Linked DNA regions of Homo sapiens: region 2 is linked to region 1. Evidence: chromatin loops called from intact Hi-C (ENCODE). Cell type or tissue: endothelial cell of umbilical vein. All regions are shown on one strand.

The links. Peaks named below come from ENCODE experiments on the same cell type or tissue, not always from the same donor. Only the 100,000 strongest peaks of a DNase experiment are listed, where the experiment ranks them.
Region 2: a loop joins it to region 1, with 6 times the contacts of the local background. A loop is called at or near these places in 2 of 110 quality-filtered maps.

What each region holds. Positions count from the first base shown.
Region 1 is chr3:149,713,229-149,721,228 of GRCh38, reverse strand. It overlaps a transcript of WWTR1 not described here. Among named protein-coding and RNA genes, the nearest start is that of COMMD2, 35 kb to the left of the region's middle. RefSeq lists enhancers at 6,822-7,321, 7,322-7,823. In endothelial cell of umbilical vein, a CTCF peak has its summit at 3,583 (motif pointing right); DNase peaks (open chromatin) are centred at 2,918 and 3,598.
Region 2 is chr3:149,614,035-149,622,034 of GRCh38, reverse strand. The region is part of intron 2 of WWTR1 (WW domain containing transcription regulator 1); the gene reads left to right. Among named protein-coding and RNA genes, the nearest start is that of WWTR1-IT1, 34 kb to the left of the region's middle. In endothelial cell of umbilical vein, no CTCF peak of the experiment used is centred here; DNase peaks (open chromatin) are centred at 614, 3,024, 3,684, 6,114 and 3 weaker places; H3K27ac peaks cover 7,916 bases.

The DNA of each region.
Region 1 (8,000 bases):
AAACATCATACTTAATGGTGAAAGACTGAAAGCTTTTTCTCTAAGATCAGAAACAAGAAAAAAATTTCCACTTTCACCGTATAGCATTGGAAATGCTAGACATAGCAATGAGACAAGAAAAAGAAATGAAAGGCATCTAAAATGGAAAAAAAGAAGTAAAATATCCCTGTTTGCAGATGACATGATCTCATATGTAGAAAACCCTGAAGATTCCACACACAAAAAAGTTACAATTAATAAATTCAGCAAAATAGCAGGATACAAAGTCAACACACAAAAATCAGTCGCATTTATATACACAAACAATAAACAATCTGAAAAAACTTAAGAAAACAATTCCATTTATAATAGCATCAAAAATAATAAAGTACCTAGGAATTAACTTTACCAAGGATGTAAAAAATCTATGTACTGTAAAGTACAAAATATATCTGAGAGAAATTAAAGAAGACATAAATAAATGGAGAGCTATTTCATGTTCACGGATTGGAAGACTTAATATTGTTAAGATTTCAACACTACCCAAAGTGATCTACAGATTTAGTGTGGTTCCTATCAAACAAGTAGGTTTTTTTTTTGCAAAAATAGGAAAACAAATCTTAATATTCATATGAAATTTCAAGGAACTCTAAATAGTCAAAATAATCCTAAAAGAGAAGAACAAAGCTGGAGGACTCACACTTACTGATTTAAAAATTTATAATAGGTAATAGTAATTAAGACAGTGTGGTAGTGGCATAAAGACCACACATAAAGACCAATGAATACAATAGAGAATCCAGAAATAAATCTTCAAATATATGGTCAAATGATTTTTGGTAAGGGAACCATGATTATTCAATAAGAAAAGGACAGTCTTTTCAACAAATGGTGCTGAGAAAACTAGATATTTACATGCAAAATAATGAACTTTTACCTTTACCTAATACCATACGCATAATTTAGCTCAAAGTAGATCCATGGCCTAAATGTAAGCCCTAAAACTATAAAACTCTTAGAAGAAAACATAAGGCAAAAACTTCACGACATGGGATTAGGCAGTGATTTTGTGTGATGACACCAAAGGCACAGGCAACAAAAGAAAAAAACAGACAAATTGGACTTCATGAAAATTTAAAAATTTTATATCAAAAGACACTATCAACAGAATAGAAAGACAGCCTACAGAATTTGAGAATATATTTACACGTCATATATCTGATAAGGGATTAGTATCCAGAATATATGGAGAACTCCTAAAACTCAACAACAAAAATACAAACAGCTCAATTCAAAAATGGGTGAAGGACTTGAATAGATATTTGATACTTCTCCAAGAAGATATACAAATGGCCAATCAGCACATGCAAAGATGCTCAGCCTTACTAATCATTATGGAAATGCAAGTCAAAACTATAGTGAGAGCCACCTGGACACCCTTAGGATGGCTACTATCAAAGCAATAGAAAATAAAATGTGTTTGCAGGGTATGTGGAGAAAATAGAATCTTTGTGCCTGTTTGGGGGATATAGAATGGTATAACCACTGTGGAAAGCAGTATGGTGGTTTCTCAAAAAATTAAAAATAGATTTACCATATGATCCAGCAGTGCCATACTCAGAAGAATTAAAAGCAAAGTATCAAAGATATTTGTATGCTCGTGTTCATACAGCATTACTTACAATAGCTAAAACATTGAAGCAACCCAAGAGGCCATTGACAGATGAATGAAAAAGCAAAATGTGATATATACTTACAATAGAATATTGTTCAGCCTTAAGGCTGGGCACAGTGGCCACGCCTGTAATCCCAGCACTTTGGGAAGCCGAGGCAGGTGGATCACCTGAGGTCAGGAGTTCAAGATCAGCCTGACCAACGTGGTGAAACCCTGTCTCTACTAAAAATAAAAAAATTAGCTGGGCTTGGTGGCTGACGCCTGTAGTCCCAGCTACTCAGGAGGCTGAGGCCCAAGAATCACTTGAACTCGGGAGGCAGAGGTTGCAGTGAGCCCCAAGATGATGCCACTGCACCCCAGCCTGGGCAACAGAGTGAGACTCGGTCTCAAAAAAGAAAAAAAAAAAAAGAAAAAGAATATTATTCAGCCTTAAAAAGGAAGAAAATTCAGGCCAGGCATGGTGCCTCACATCTGTAATCCCAGCCCTATGGGAGGCCAAGTCAGGCAGATCACTTGAGGTCAGGAGTTCAAGACCAGCCTGGCCAACATAGTGAAATCCCATCTCTACCAAAAATACAAAAATTAGCCAGGCGTGGTGACAAGCACCAGTAATCCCAGCTCCTCAGGAGGCTGAGGCAGGAGAACCGCTTGAACCTGGGAGGCAGACGTTGCACTGAACCGAGATCATACCACTGCACTCCAGCCTGGGCAACAGAATGAGACCCTGCCACAAGAAAAAAAAAATGAAGAAGAAGAAGAAAGAAAATTCTGAGGCATGCTACAACATGGATGAACCTTGAGGACATTAGGCTAAGTGAAATAAGCCAGTCACAAAACAACAAATACTATATGATCCCACTTTTATGAAGTACTTAAAGTAGTCAAAATCATAGAGACAGAAAGTAGAATGATGGTTGCCAGGGGTAGCAGGAAGGGAGCAATGAGTTGTTGTTTAACGGGCATAGAGTTTCAATTTTGCAAGATGAAAAGAGATCTGGAGATGGATGCTGGTGATGTTTGCACAACCATATGAATATACTGAATGCCACTCAGCTGTGCACTTAAAAATGATTAAGATAGTAAATTTTGTTACATATATTTTACCATAATAAACTTTGGGTAAAAAATTAAAATGAAAAGAACCAAAGTGAGATAGCAGAGGACCCTGTGAGCTGTTGAGCCTGTGTGAACAGAGACTAGTGGCCCTCATGGCATGTGGCTGAATGAGTGGTTGGTAACGATCTCCTGCTTTCTACTATCTGTTTCCTTTTCTTCCTCAGTTTTTTTCTTAATCTGCTTCCTTGAGAAAACAATCCTGCTTCTTTGAGATACAAAATTCCAAGTTTGATGTGGTGATTATGGGGAAAAAAAGAACGTAAGGTCACAATGAGAAGATGGGACACTATGGAAGGCCCTTTAATTTTCTAATAGTCACATAGACTTTAAAAAATAGTCTCTGGGGTCTGGTAACTTGGTAATGTCATTGAGTTATTATAAAAGAGTAAGCAATTTTATAATATATTTGTTTAGGGATATAATTTTGTATAATTTCCCTTGTTCACTTATTTTTCAGTATAAATCAGCCTTGATGATATGATCATTTCTATTTTTTTCTAAAATTAGAATAATAATAATACCTGTTTTATTAATGGTGATATAAAATCTAGGAGAAAAACATGAATGAATACTCACAAGTATTTACTACTTGTGAGTAGTAGAAAACATGTGAATACTAACAAGCTACCATAGTCTTGTTCCTGAATTTCCATAAGAGAGACCTTCCAAATGTATGAATTTTTATGTCTATATCTTAAGCCAAGAATATCCTTCTTCACTATACCCACCCTACACCTAATCAGGAAATTTTCAAAGTCTTTCAACATATTTCATATTCACAAATTGCTTATGTTGGATCATCACCCTTGTCCTTCACTTCTTGGGCACCAGAGGGCATACATCTTAAATCTCACTTTCTCAGAGACACAAATCCTTTTTCCCTCCACTGCAGGATTTTCTCCTCTGGATTTGCTCTGGCACCTCGAAGAAGCTTAGGGGAACAGTTCAGCTTTGCTCTTCCTGATAATTAGTGGCTTTCCTGATGGTGTGGTTCAACACACCCACCAGAGACGGAAGGTAATGATTACTCAGGAGACCTGCTTCCTTTATCAATCTGCACAATCAAAAGAATTGTCCTTGAAAATAGTCTTTGTAGACCATTAGTTCATAATCTTTTTTGTTTGTTTGTTTGTTTTGCTAACTTTTCATTGTTTTTAGGCTGAAGATAGCCTAAAATTGTATTCATTACTTTAGCCTTCGAAGCTTATAAAGTGAGATAATAGAAGTGAAACTGCTTTCGAACGGGAAAGAAGCACCATATAATTGCAAAGTAGAATTACCTTTAGGAGAAATGTTAACCAGACAAGGCCAGTCTGTCACCCACTGGGGAGTCGCACAATCTCAGCTCGCTGCAGCCTCAACCTCCCCAGCTCAAGCAATCCTCCCACGTCAGCCCCCAGATAGCTGGGACTACAGGCATGTGCCACCTAAGTTTTTTATTTTTTATAGAGACAGGGTTCACCCTATGTTGCCCAGTCTGGTCTCGAACTCTGGGCTCAAGTAACCCGCCCACCTCAGCTTCCCAAAGTGCAAGGATTAGAGGTATGAGCTGCTATGCTTGGCCCATAATTTTTGATTCTTGTGACTGTATGCCCACATTTTTTTTCTTATGATTTCTCTGTAGATCTGTCCTTATAAAAATTTTTATTTTCTAAACTTGTTAATTCTTCTGGACATATCCTAAACTACACATTTAGAGCCACCCAAGTAGCCATCCATCCACTTATGAAATAATATGAGTATTAAGAAATCTAGAAATTAAATTTAAAAAATAAAATATGACTTTTTGTTTGTTTACTATTAAAAAACAGGTCTCAACAATCAATAAGTAAATGATTCTAAGAGAAAATGTTAAAATATAATTTTTTTTTCCCTAATACCAGATAAGAATATTTTTATTTTCCTTTGGGCCATCCCTCAATCACAGTATATTCAGAGTAGTTTTCAAATTTTGTAGGATTGTTTTTATCTTTCTGTGGCTTTGACAAGTATCAAGTATGGGTAGATTTAGTTGAAAAGGTAAGTAGGCCACAGAGCATCAGAACAATTTCTTTATTTTATTTTATTATTTTTTTTTGAGATGGAGTCTCCCTTTGTCACCCAGGCTGTAGTGCAGTGGTGTGATCTCGGCTCACTGCACCCTCTGCCTTCCAGGTTCCAGCAATTCTCCTGCCCAGCCTTCTGAGTAGCTGGGATTACAGCTGTGTGCCACCATGCCTGGCTAATTTTTGAATTTTTAGTAGAGACAGGGTTTTACCATGTTGGCCAGGCTGGTCACAAACTCCTGCCCTCAAGTGATCCACCCATCTCGGCCTCCCAAAGTGCTGGGATTACAGGCATGAGCCACCACGCCAGGCGCAGAACAATTTCTGAATTCAAAACAAATAGCCCTGAATAGTAAATTCTCTCTTCACTGAATAGAGAATTCATGTTCAATGTTTTGTCAATGTTTTCATTGTAGGCAAACCTGAGACCAATTTTCTTAGGAAGACAATGCCATAAATGTTGATGAGGCTCCCTAGTTAACCCCCACCCCAAACCAAACCAAACAAGACTTTTTATCCAGTTAAATATGTTGTAGTCCCCTCTGAGATCCCCATCACTCTTTGCTATTCATATTTTTACTATTTTTGTGATTAGCATAAGTATTAGAAAGAGAAATTAATATCTGCAGAGCACTTTATCCACATGTACTAAGTTGTACTTATATCCCAACTCTATGTGAGGTATATGTATGAAGTACTGTTGTTCTGGGATCTTTGGGATTGGGATGTCGCTTTTCTGGCCGGAAATCTCTTTGGCTGGTGGTGCCTTTGCCCAAGTTTTCTCAGGCCCTCTGGGCTTGTTCCGCCCACTCGGCCTGGCAGGCTGTGCTCAGCTCATGCTACTGGCCCTTGATCACACCTCTAAGGGAGACTGAGTCAGGTGTGGAGCGGCAAGGGATGTGTAAGCAAGCGTGGGATCCGGCCACTGCGCACAAATACGCCGGCTGCTGCCAGGGGGCAGGCAGTTCCGAGTGCTGGCACGGGTGCCAGCGCTCTGTGAGGCTATGCTGGACCAGGCACACTGCAAGCAACTTCCCCAGCTGGCACCGGAAAATGCAGTGACGCCCAGAAGCTTGACACCCAGAAGCTTGGAGATGCCTGCAACTGCAGGCCCCCAAAGAGGGAGTCACAGCCCTGGCTTGGGGAGCTCCCAGGTCTGGGCTCCCTGAAGGGCCGCAGGTGTTCTCTCCTCTTCACCCACAACATGGTGGACAAGGGGCATGTTTCAGCCCTGTTTGTGTCACAGCTCTTTTAGCCTTGCCATTTGGTGGGTCCCGAGTTCTTGTTCTTCCACACAGACAAGTAGAGGGTGAGCAAGGCGAAGAGGAGCTTTATTGAGAAACAGAATAGCTCAGAGGAGACCTGCAGTGGGCAGCTTCTTTCCATAGCCAGGGTGTCCCGACGAGTTTTCAGCTGTCAGCAGAGAGGGTAGCTCCTCTCTGCAGCTAGTCCTCCCACCATCTCCTCGGCTCCTCTCTGCAGCTGGTCATCACCTTGTCTCCCTGTCCTCTCTCCATCCTCTCTTCCGAGTCTGACTGACTCTGGGGGTTTTTAATGGGCCTCAGAGGGTAGGAAGTGTGTGCTGATTGGTCCATGGGTGGCCGTGGATGGGCCCAGGGAAAAGCACCACACGTTCCCACTCTGGTCCGTGGGACTGGCAGCCCAGCCCCCAGGCTTCAGGCCCCCCTTGGCTTGAAGGTAGGAGTTTCCTGGGGACCCACCCCATTCTGCCCAGGAGCCTATCTGCTTCCTGCTGCTGTTCATGGTGCCCAGGCTGTTCTTGCCAAGGGGCACCTGCAGGCCAGCGCCAGGCTGTCCTCAGCACCCCCTGGTCTCCCTCCCATGTTCATTAGTTCCCAAAGTCCAGAGAGGGCAGAGATGACAGGGGCCGGGTGTCTCAGCGGTGCCCTGAGCCTGCGCACACCCAGCCAGGCTGCAACAGCGCCCGGGCTTGGCCCCATCCTTGCTCTGAGATCCGAGGGGGCGCTGGGAGCGGGGAGAGGCTAGACACTGGGAGCAGACCCCTCTGAGCCTACCGGGGCAAGGGTGGCCTTCCTGGGCCCCTGAGAGTTCAGAGATGCCTGGTTCTGCAGTCGCAGCTCGGCGTCTGCAGCTGGGTCCAGGAGGGCGGGGCTCCTGCCTGCTCCCAGCCCCTAAGCACAGGGAGGCAGGGGTCCATGTCCACAGCGGTGTCTTGGGTGGCTGCAGCCGCACCCGAAAGGTCCAGGCTGCTGCCTGCTCCCGGCTCCCGCTGGCTTCATGAAGGTGACACCGCCCCAGGCCCAGCTCCGCCTTGGGTTCCCTCTCTGCCCACCCCTTCACGTCCGACCGCACTGCTCTTCTGCCAGCAGGCAACTCGGCCTGGCCCCATCACGGCGGCTGCCAGAGCGGTGGGATCTGGGGGGCTCCCAGGGCAGGCTCCAGAGACTATCATCTCCTCCCCGCAGCCTCCCCGCAGTGGTGGCCAGCAAAAGCAGCGACGTGGGGCCAGGGTCCAGAGCAGCAGAGGCTCTGGGCCTGGGATCAAGTCCCACCCAACTGCACGAGGGTTGGGCAACAAAGTCGAAGTCCGCTGCCTCAGGGATGCGTGCCACAGGGGTCACACCGCTGCCACTGTCACTCCCACAGCCGCTCCCTCCATTACTGCCCATGCCCCTCTGCTGCTGCTATCACTGTGATCCTTATAACTGGCTCAGATAAGTTAAATAAACAGATTTAAAAATTCAAGACGTAGGACGGGCGCTGTGGCTCATGCCTGTAATTCCAGCACTTTGGGAGGTGGAGGCGGGTGGAGCACCTGAGGTCAGGAGTTCGAGACCAGCCTGGCCAACATGGCGAAACTCTGTCTCTACTAAAAATACAAAAATTAGTCGGGCGTGGTGGCGGGTACCTGTAATCCCAGCTACTTGGGAGGCTGAGGCAGGAGAATCGCTTGAACCCAGGAGGCAGAGGTTGCAGTGAGCTGAGATTGTGCCACTGCACTCCAGCCTGGGCAACAGAGCGAGACGCCGTCTCAAAAAAATAAAAACAAAAAAAATAAATAAATTAATAAAATAAAATAAAAATTCAAGATGTACATTATTATGGAAGAGAATTCATGGTTTTATTTTTTTCAGAATTGGCATAGACAATCCTGAATTTCTAACGGTTTATGTGTGAAAATGTTTTTTTAAAGTCAAATATTT
Region 2 (8,000 bases), 99 kb after region 1:
GGTGTGGGATATGGATTCATAATCTCTACCAAAATATTTTTTAGATAAAGGTGAGTGAGTGAGAGTTGAAATAAAGATAAGGAAAGTTCAATGATTGATTAAGGCATTTTGACTCTTTGGGTCCCAGAGCAGACATCCTTATGGTGGCAAAGAAAAACCACGTAACTAATTCGGAAATTGTGCCAACAACATGTTGAAACAGTAGTAGAGAAATTCAAAGTTTAATGTTAGGTCACTGGTCCATCGTCCATGTACAACTTTGAGAACACCTGTAATGCATTACATCAGACATTAAAACATATGTAGTTATTTAAAAACTGATCTGTAATATAACTGGGCATAGACCATATTAGTATGATTTCTGTCTTCTGAGTGAATGTTTTATTTGGACTTCTTCCTCTCTTTAGATTTTTGCTCTTCCTGTATTTTTTCTTTCTATCATCTTTAGCAAAAGATTGCTAGTGAAAGGAGTTGCACCTGGTTACCTTGATTAACACATCAAGAGCTCTGGAAAATCTGGTTGCTGGTCTCCAAATAGTCCTGACCATGGGAATATACAACAAGCTACTGTGGTGCAGCGGTCTCTTGCTCTCGGGGCCTTATTTATTACAGCACTTGCTGCTAGCATTAGTCACTTCTGTTTGGGCACTGTGGTTTTCTGCTTCCTTCCAATAACATTACTTGAGTTAAAAAAAAAATTACAGAAATGTAGTTTCACAAAGACTTCTGTGATTAGAATTACTGTCTGGAATTTTTAAAAGCAGACAGCAAAGAAGCAAATTTAAGAAACTTGAAAAGTTTAAAAACAAGGACTGTTTCTTTATAAGGGAGGCCTAAAAACTGTTGGGTTCATATTTTTTGCCCTTTTAAATGCCATATTTAGTATACTTCAAAACAGTTTAAGCAAAGCAAAAGCTGAGGTAGAAAAAGCATGTTATTCTGTGACATTTTCAGGACCCTAAAGTAAGAACGGCAGCACATTTGTTTTCAGGAACCTGTGGTTCATTCAGCAAAATTAATTCCAATACAGAATTGTTCCTATCAAGGGTGACATGGATTCTTTTATGATGCTCCAGATTTCTGGTAGTTTGTTTGCATTCTCTCCACTTGTGTCATTCTGAGAAAAGAGAATAGTCATAGGACACTACAGTTGAAAAGCTTGAGATTCTTGTGTAAAGGCTGATGTGTGTGGTCTCCTAGCTCTGCATCCTAGAGGTGTGGTTTATTCCCCCATGTGGGGCAGATGCAATTGTAACTTTTTGCAATGGAAATGCTGTTAGTTTCCAGACAGATGGGATGTGAGCTGGAACTTGAGGACCTAGATAGATAAATAGGACCTAGATAAAAATGATCTAGGCATTTGTGTTGGCTGCTATAAAAACATCCTCTGTCATGTGGAGTAGATAAGATACTCTATGTTGTTTTAAAGAAGTCTTTTACAAAGAAGATGAGTGTGTGTGTGTGGGGGGGAGCGGTGGAGGAGGGGTGCAGAAGAACATATGAGATCCAGCTCCCCAGAGGATCTTCCTTAAGGCACTTGGAACTAAGTTTGAAGGCACTGCCCACAAATTCTCTCCTTCATCAAGACTTGTCAATCCAGCTAAGCTCTGTGGTCACACCTACTGTCATCTTAGAAGATGAATTCTGTGGTTGCCTCAATTTAATGGCTGACCAAAGAGGTTCCAAAAAGATCCAGTTAGATCCTCAGGTCTCATATCATGGAGGTTGGGGTGTCCATGACCTCTGTTTATGCTCTGTGTGCCACGCTTCCCTTTATGGGTTCTTTATCTAAAAAATAAAGAAACTGAGTTGTCTGAAACCCTCTTTGGAGGAGGCAATCTGGTGTAGTGGTTAAGAATATGGATTCTGTAGTCAGAATGTTTGGGTTTTGCAACATCTCTAAACTGAGATGATACGAAAACACCTACCCAACAAAGCTGTTTCTAGGATTTAAGAAAGCGTTTTTCTATAAGAGTGCTATAAGATGGAGCCCAGGACCAAAATACATCAAAGCGTGTAGATGTTAAATGGAGCTAAGTCCCAAATTGGGTGACTAAAGGAAGGTGTAATGATGGAATCCTGGGTGCTTCTAATGGACCACCAATTTGGAAAACAAAATTTAGAAATCGATCTGTGAGATCCTGAGAGAACGAGACCATTGATATAATATGATCTCCAGTTTCAGCCTGTGCGAGGATTAACCAGCAACCCAAGAAGGCAATATTACTGGGGCCACCACATTTTTGGGCAAGAAAGGTAAACTGTGTCCCTTGGCAGTCAGTTCAAGCCTAAACCTAAAGTAGTAGGCTTGAACAAAATTACCTTTGTTGTGCTCTAATAAAAATAAACAGAGTGTGGAGATTGAAGAAATCATCAACCAGTGCTATATACCTGTTTGTTTGTTTGTTTTTGGTGACAGGATCTTACTCTGTCACCCAGGCTGGAATACAGTGGTGTGATCATAGCTTACTGTAACCTGGAACTCCTAGGCTCAAGTGATACTCCCGCCTCAGCCTCCTGAGTAGCTGGGACTGCAGGAGCATGCCACTATGCCTGGCTAATTTTTAAATTCTTTTGGTAGAGATAGGATTTCACTATGTTGCCCAGGCTGGTCTTGAACTCCTGGCCTCAAGCAATCCTCTCACCTTGGCGTCTCAAAGTGTTGTGATTACAGGTGTGAGTCACTAATCTGGCCTGGTTCCTTTTTTAATAATACTACTGACAAACACTGCCTCGTAGAAACTCCTGTCAGCGTGAAGAGTTGGAAGGGGAGGGGAACAGTGCTATTTTTCTTCTTCAAGAAGTTTCAGGGGGCTCCTCATAGGATTGCCTTCAGGAGTGTCCATACTCCCTGCCTCTCTGGCTGTTTCTTATCAGCTAAATGGTACAACCTCCAAGAGGTGTGACTGATGGTGAATTTCATCTCTTTCTGAAAGGTGCCATGAAAACATGCAAGGCTATTCCTCTCTGCCATTGTTTCTGTCTGTCTCTCAGCAGGATAAGGTCATGACAGAATGGCACGTTTATCTTGGATTTCCTTGTTTGGCAAGCAGCCTGGATATCTCTGGGTTGAACGTCTCTGGGTATCTCACAGACGTCAATGGGTTGAAGGAGATGTTGGCTCTTGCACTGATTCTTTCAGAAGCCCAGGAGGTGGTGGGGAGGGGGGAGGAGAAGAGGGGACAGGATTGTACTTGTCGTGTCACTGCCCTCTCAGTTGGAGCTTCCTTTACCTTTCCAGGCTCCTACAGCGTGGAGAGGCAGCCTAGTATAATGCAAGGCACAGAGACTTTATGTCTAAATAGAGCTGTGTTCAAGTCTCGACTCTGCCTATTTTAAGGTTTTTCTCCTATATACTCCTCAAAACCCCTGTACTTATTCTTCGATGATATTTTTTCACATCTGACATTACATCTTTCTCTCTCTCTTTTTCTGCATTTGTCTGTAAGCTTTAGATATGTGGGGACCACATCTTTTTCATAGCTATTAGATTGTTAAACAGTTTCTGGAGCTTGGCTTACTGAGCTTCAAACGCTGGCTGTGTGACATTGGGTAAGCTCTCTAGCCTCTTGCCTGCCTTGGGTGGTGTTGTCAGGATTAGAGATAAATACATGTTGTATCGCTGGCACCAAGACCAGCACAGATGGATGCTCGAGAGATGTTGTTCTCCTTACCTCAAGCTTGGTACCAGCGCCTCAGTGTCTGCTGACCCCACCAGCATGCCCGGATGTATCTGTTGGCTGCAAGACATTGTAGACCCAGGCTTGTAGCCAGCCTGGGCAGGCAGCTTGTTGGCTCAAGGAGTCCTTCGTACTGTTCTTCAGTCCTTCGAATGTCTTATTCTCAGACGCTCTTCTGAGAGGACATGCCTGCAAAGAGCACAGGCTTTATCTTTGGAATCTCTTGTTTCAGTCCATCCCTAAGAAATTGACAGTAGCCTTTAAAAAGTAACCCTTAAAAGTTATTTCAAAAGTAATTATAGTTCTTTGTTAATTAAGGGGGAAAAATCTCCCATAGTCTATCATTTGTATATCTACTGTTTGCTTTGGTATACATCCTTCCAGATTTTTCTATGTGCATGTACTATAATAACGTTGTTTTCTTTTAGCCAATGGTGGAATATTCTGCATTTTATTTTTGTATCCATAGGAGGGATTTTTCAGAGTCCATGAATAATATTGGACTCTGAATATTGGTATGATTTATGGAACTTTATTTTATTTTACTTTATTTTGAGACAGAGTTTTGCTCTGTTTCCCAGGCTGGGGTGCAGTGATGCAATCCCTGCTCACTGTTAACCTCCACCTCCCGGGTTCAAGTGATTCTCCTGCCTCAGCCTCCCAAGTAGCTGGGACTACAGGCATGTACCACCATGCCCAGCTAATTTTCATATTTTTAGTGAAGACAGGATTTCACCATGTTGGCCAGACTGGTCTCGAACTTGTGACCTCAGGTAATCCCCCTGCCTTGGCATCCCAAAGTGCTGGGATTATAGGCATGAGCCACTGCGCCTGGCCTGATTTATGGAATTTTAAAAGGTTCCAAATCCTTTGTTAGAATGAGGCCAGTTAGAAATAATGAAAAGTGGCTAATCCGTGGAAAGCCATAAGCCTCTAGTGGTTTTGAACTTGAAGAAGCACAGCAAAGCACACACACTGTGTGTGCATTGACTTATCCACATGCTACTACATAAGCCTGGAGAGAGATGGGGACAGAAGGAAAGAGAAGACGGATTGCACACTGCTCCAATCCAATTGCCCTGGAGTGAGAGTGAGATGAGATGAAAGTTCGTTTTTCCTTCTGCTCATCATGGTCCCCAGGAGACCCTCAAATTGTGACCACCTTGTCATGGCACAAGGTGGCTCCTAAATGGAAACCAGCTATCTTCTCAGCTATCTGTTCCAAAGCGGGAGGTAAAACTGGGTGTGCTGGTTTTAATTAAGAGATAGCATGTCTAAAAATGGCACATAAACTTAATATGCAGTTAGGAGATTTTCAGGGACATTTTTTTTCTACATTAGTTTCGCATTTTCTTGGTGACTTTAGAAACTAACCCCCTTATTAGACTCTCTGGCCTATGCACATAAAGCAACATTTACTCCCTCCCTCCCTCCTTCTTACTTTTTCTTCCACTTTAAGCTTCTAGTTTGTGCTGGGACTGCGGGATGTAGTAATGAATAAGTACATGGCCTTTGTCCTAAATAACTTAGGTTCAGTTTTAGAAAGAAATCTGAAAATGACTTCTCATAATACCTGGCAGAATGAAAGAAATTTATTAAAAGAGAGGACAGCAGGCCAGGTGCAATGGCTCATGCCTGTAATCCCAGCACTTTGGGAGGCTGAGGCGGGCAGATCACCTGAGGTTGGGAGTTGGAGACCAGCCTGACCAACATGGAGAAACCTTGTCTCTACTAAAAATACAAAATTAGCCAGGTGTGGTGGCACGTCCCTGTAATCCCAGCTACTCAGGAGGCTGAGGCAGGAGAATTGCTTGAACCTGGGAGGCAGAGGTTGCGGTGAGCCGAGATCATGCCATTGCACTCCAGCCTGGGCAACAAGAGTGAAACTCCACCTCGGAAAAAAAAAAAAAGAGAGAGAGAGAGAGGACAGCCATTTTATTAGGAAAGTACAGAGGAAGAAATACGTAGTTCTAGCCAGGGGATTTCATTACATGGGATTACAGAGAAGGGTGTTCCCTGAACTGAATTTTTAAAGATAGGGTCAAATTTTCATAGGCAGAAAGAAAGGGTGGGAAGCGGACATTCTCAATTAAGGGGAAAAATGAGATCTTATGGAAGCTTTAAAGCCTGAGACATTTGAGGGAACAGAATTTGAGAATTGAGTCTGCGATGAGACAGGAAAAGCCCACAGGCAGTAAAAAATGCCGGTGGCTGAGTGCAGTGTAGCTTCCACTGAACTCTGTGGATGTTTATGCTTATTTGAACCTTGTTGGAATATTCCTGGTTTGTTTTATGAAGGGATGTCTCTCACTGAGGATATTGACTCAGGGACGTTTCCTCTTTCAGTCAGGATGGCCTCCATCAGACCAATATTGTTCTCAGGCCATTTTTTTGTTTTGTTATCTTGGATAAACAGAGAGAGGCTGATTCATTTTTCTAGAAAAACAGGATGCACTAAAATACTGCAAGTGACAATGAAACAGACATGCTCACGTACAATAATATTTATAAAGGGACCAAACAATATATGTAGCAGACACCTCTGTGGTGTGGCCGCTACCCCTCCTCCATCTCACTTGCCTTGAGTCCTTGGCCAAGTGGGTTGTTTCTTTCGATCTGTTTCCTCAGATATCAAATGAGACCAATAATACCAACTGAACAGGCATGTCTCAAGGAATTGATGAGTATCAAGTGCTAGAAATAGTGCTGGGCACGTAGTAAGTAGCCATTCCAATAGAGCTTAATTATTTGTGCACTGGGTACGAAATACTGATTCGTAATTGGAGCAATATATATTCACAATGATTTTTTTAAAACTTTGTATTATGGAAATATTCAAATATCCATAAGAGAACAGTATGATAATTTCCCACGTACCTACCATCCCTCCACTTCAGCAATCGTCCACATTCTGCCATTCTTATTCATTGATCCCCTTCCTCTTTTAGAAATGTTTTAAATTTGTAATGGTTAACTGCTACCTAAATTATTTTAAAGCAAATTCTGGAGAGCATATAATTTTGTGTATAGAGAGTTTTTAAGAGTCTGATAAATCAGTGACCAAAGAAGAAATCCTTATAAAAAAATGGTTGAAACCAGTGTTTTGAATGCAATTTTCAGAGCTGAATTATAGGTATTTCTGCAACCAAATTAGGACATGTCTGCAAATCTTTAAGAGTGGCATTTTGAAAGTTCAGTATTGTTTATTTCATTTAAGGAGCATGCCACATGCTGGTCTGCACATAGATTAGCACTTAGGTGCATATGCAAAACACTTTTTTCTAATGGAAGATTTAAAACATACCTCAATACTAGTAGACTAGTATAATGTACCCCCCTGTAACCATCACCTAAGCTATCTTTTTTTTTTTGAGACAGAGTTTTGCTCTTGTCTCCCAGGCTGGAGTACAATGGCGCCATCTCAGCTCACTGTAAACTCCACCTCCCTGGTTCAAGTGATTCTCCTGCCTCAGCCTCCCGAGTAGCTGGGACTACAGGTGCATGCCACCATACCCGGCTAATTTTTGTATTATTAGTAGAGACAGGGTTTCACCATGTTGGCCAGGCTGGTCTCGAACTCCTGACCTCAAGTGATCCACTCACCTCGGCTTCCCAAAGTACTGGGATTACAGGCGTGAGCCACCATGCTCACCCTAAGCTATCGTTCTGATGTCTCCTTTTGAAAGATGTTCATATTGTTTGTAAGAGACTTCTTAGGTCAAAAGAGCCTTAATGATTTTGGAGGAAGATGTAGAATCAAACATTTATATTACACTACATGAAAAGAAATTCTTATTCATCAGTGCTATTGCCTTTGAAAAGTACAGTCAGTACTGCTTGATGTGGGTATGTTCTGAGAAGGGCATCATTAGATGTTTTCATCATTTTGTGAACATCATAGAAAGTATAGTCTACTACACATATAGGCTATATGCATAGCCTATTGCTCCTAAGCTACAAAAACTGTACAGTATGTTACTGTACTGAATACTGTAGGTATTCAATGGTACAGTGGTACAAATACAATGGTAAGTATTTGTGTATCTAAACATAGAGAAAGGTAATGTGTTGTGCCACGACATTTCCACAGCTACGATGTTGCCAGGCAGTAGGAGTTATTTAGCTCCATCATGATCTTATGGGCCCACTGTTGAATGTACCATCTGTTGTTGACCCAAAAGTCATGCTGCACATGACTGTGTGTCAGTAATAGCTCTCAGAGGAACTGATTTTCCCAGATGAAATATAAGTAAAATCTGATGTTTGAAAGCAGTTCAAGCAAGACCCCTCAAAAGACATTTAAGCAAGAACACATTTGGA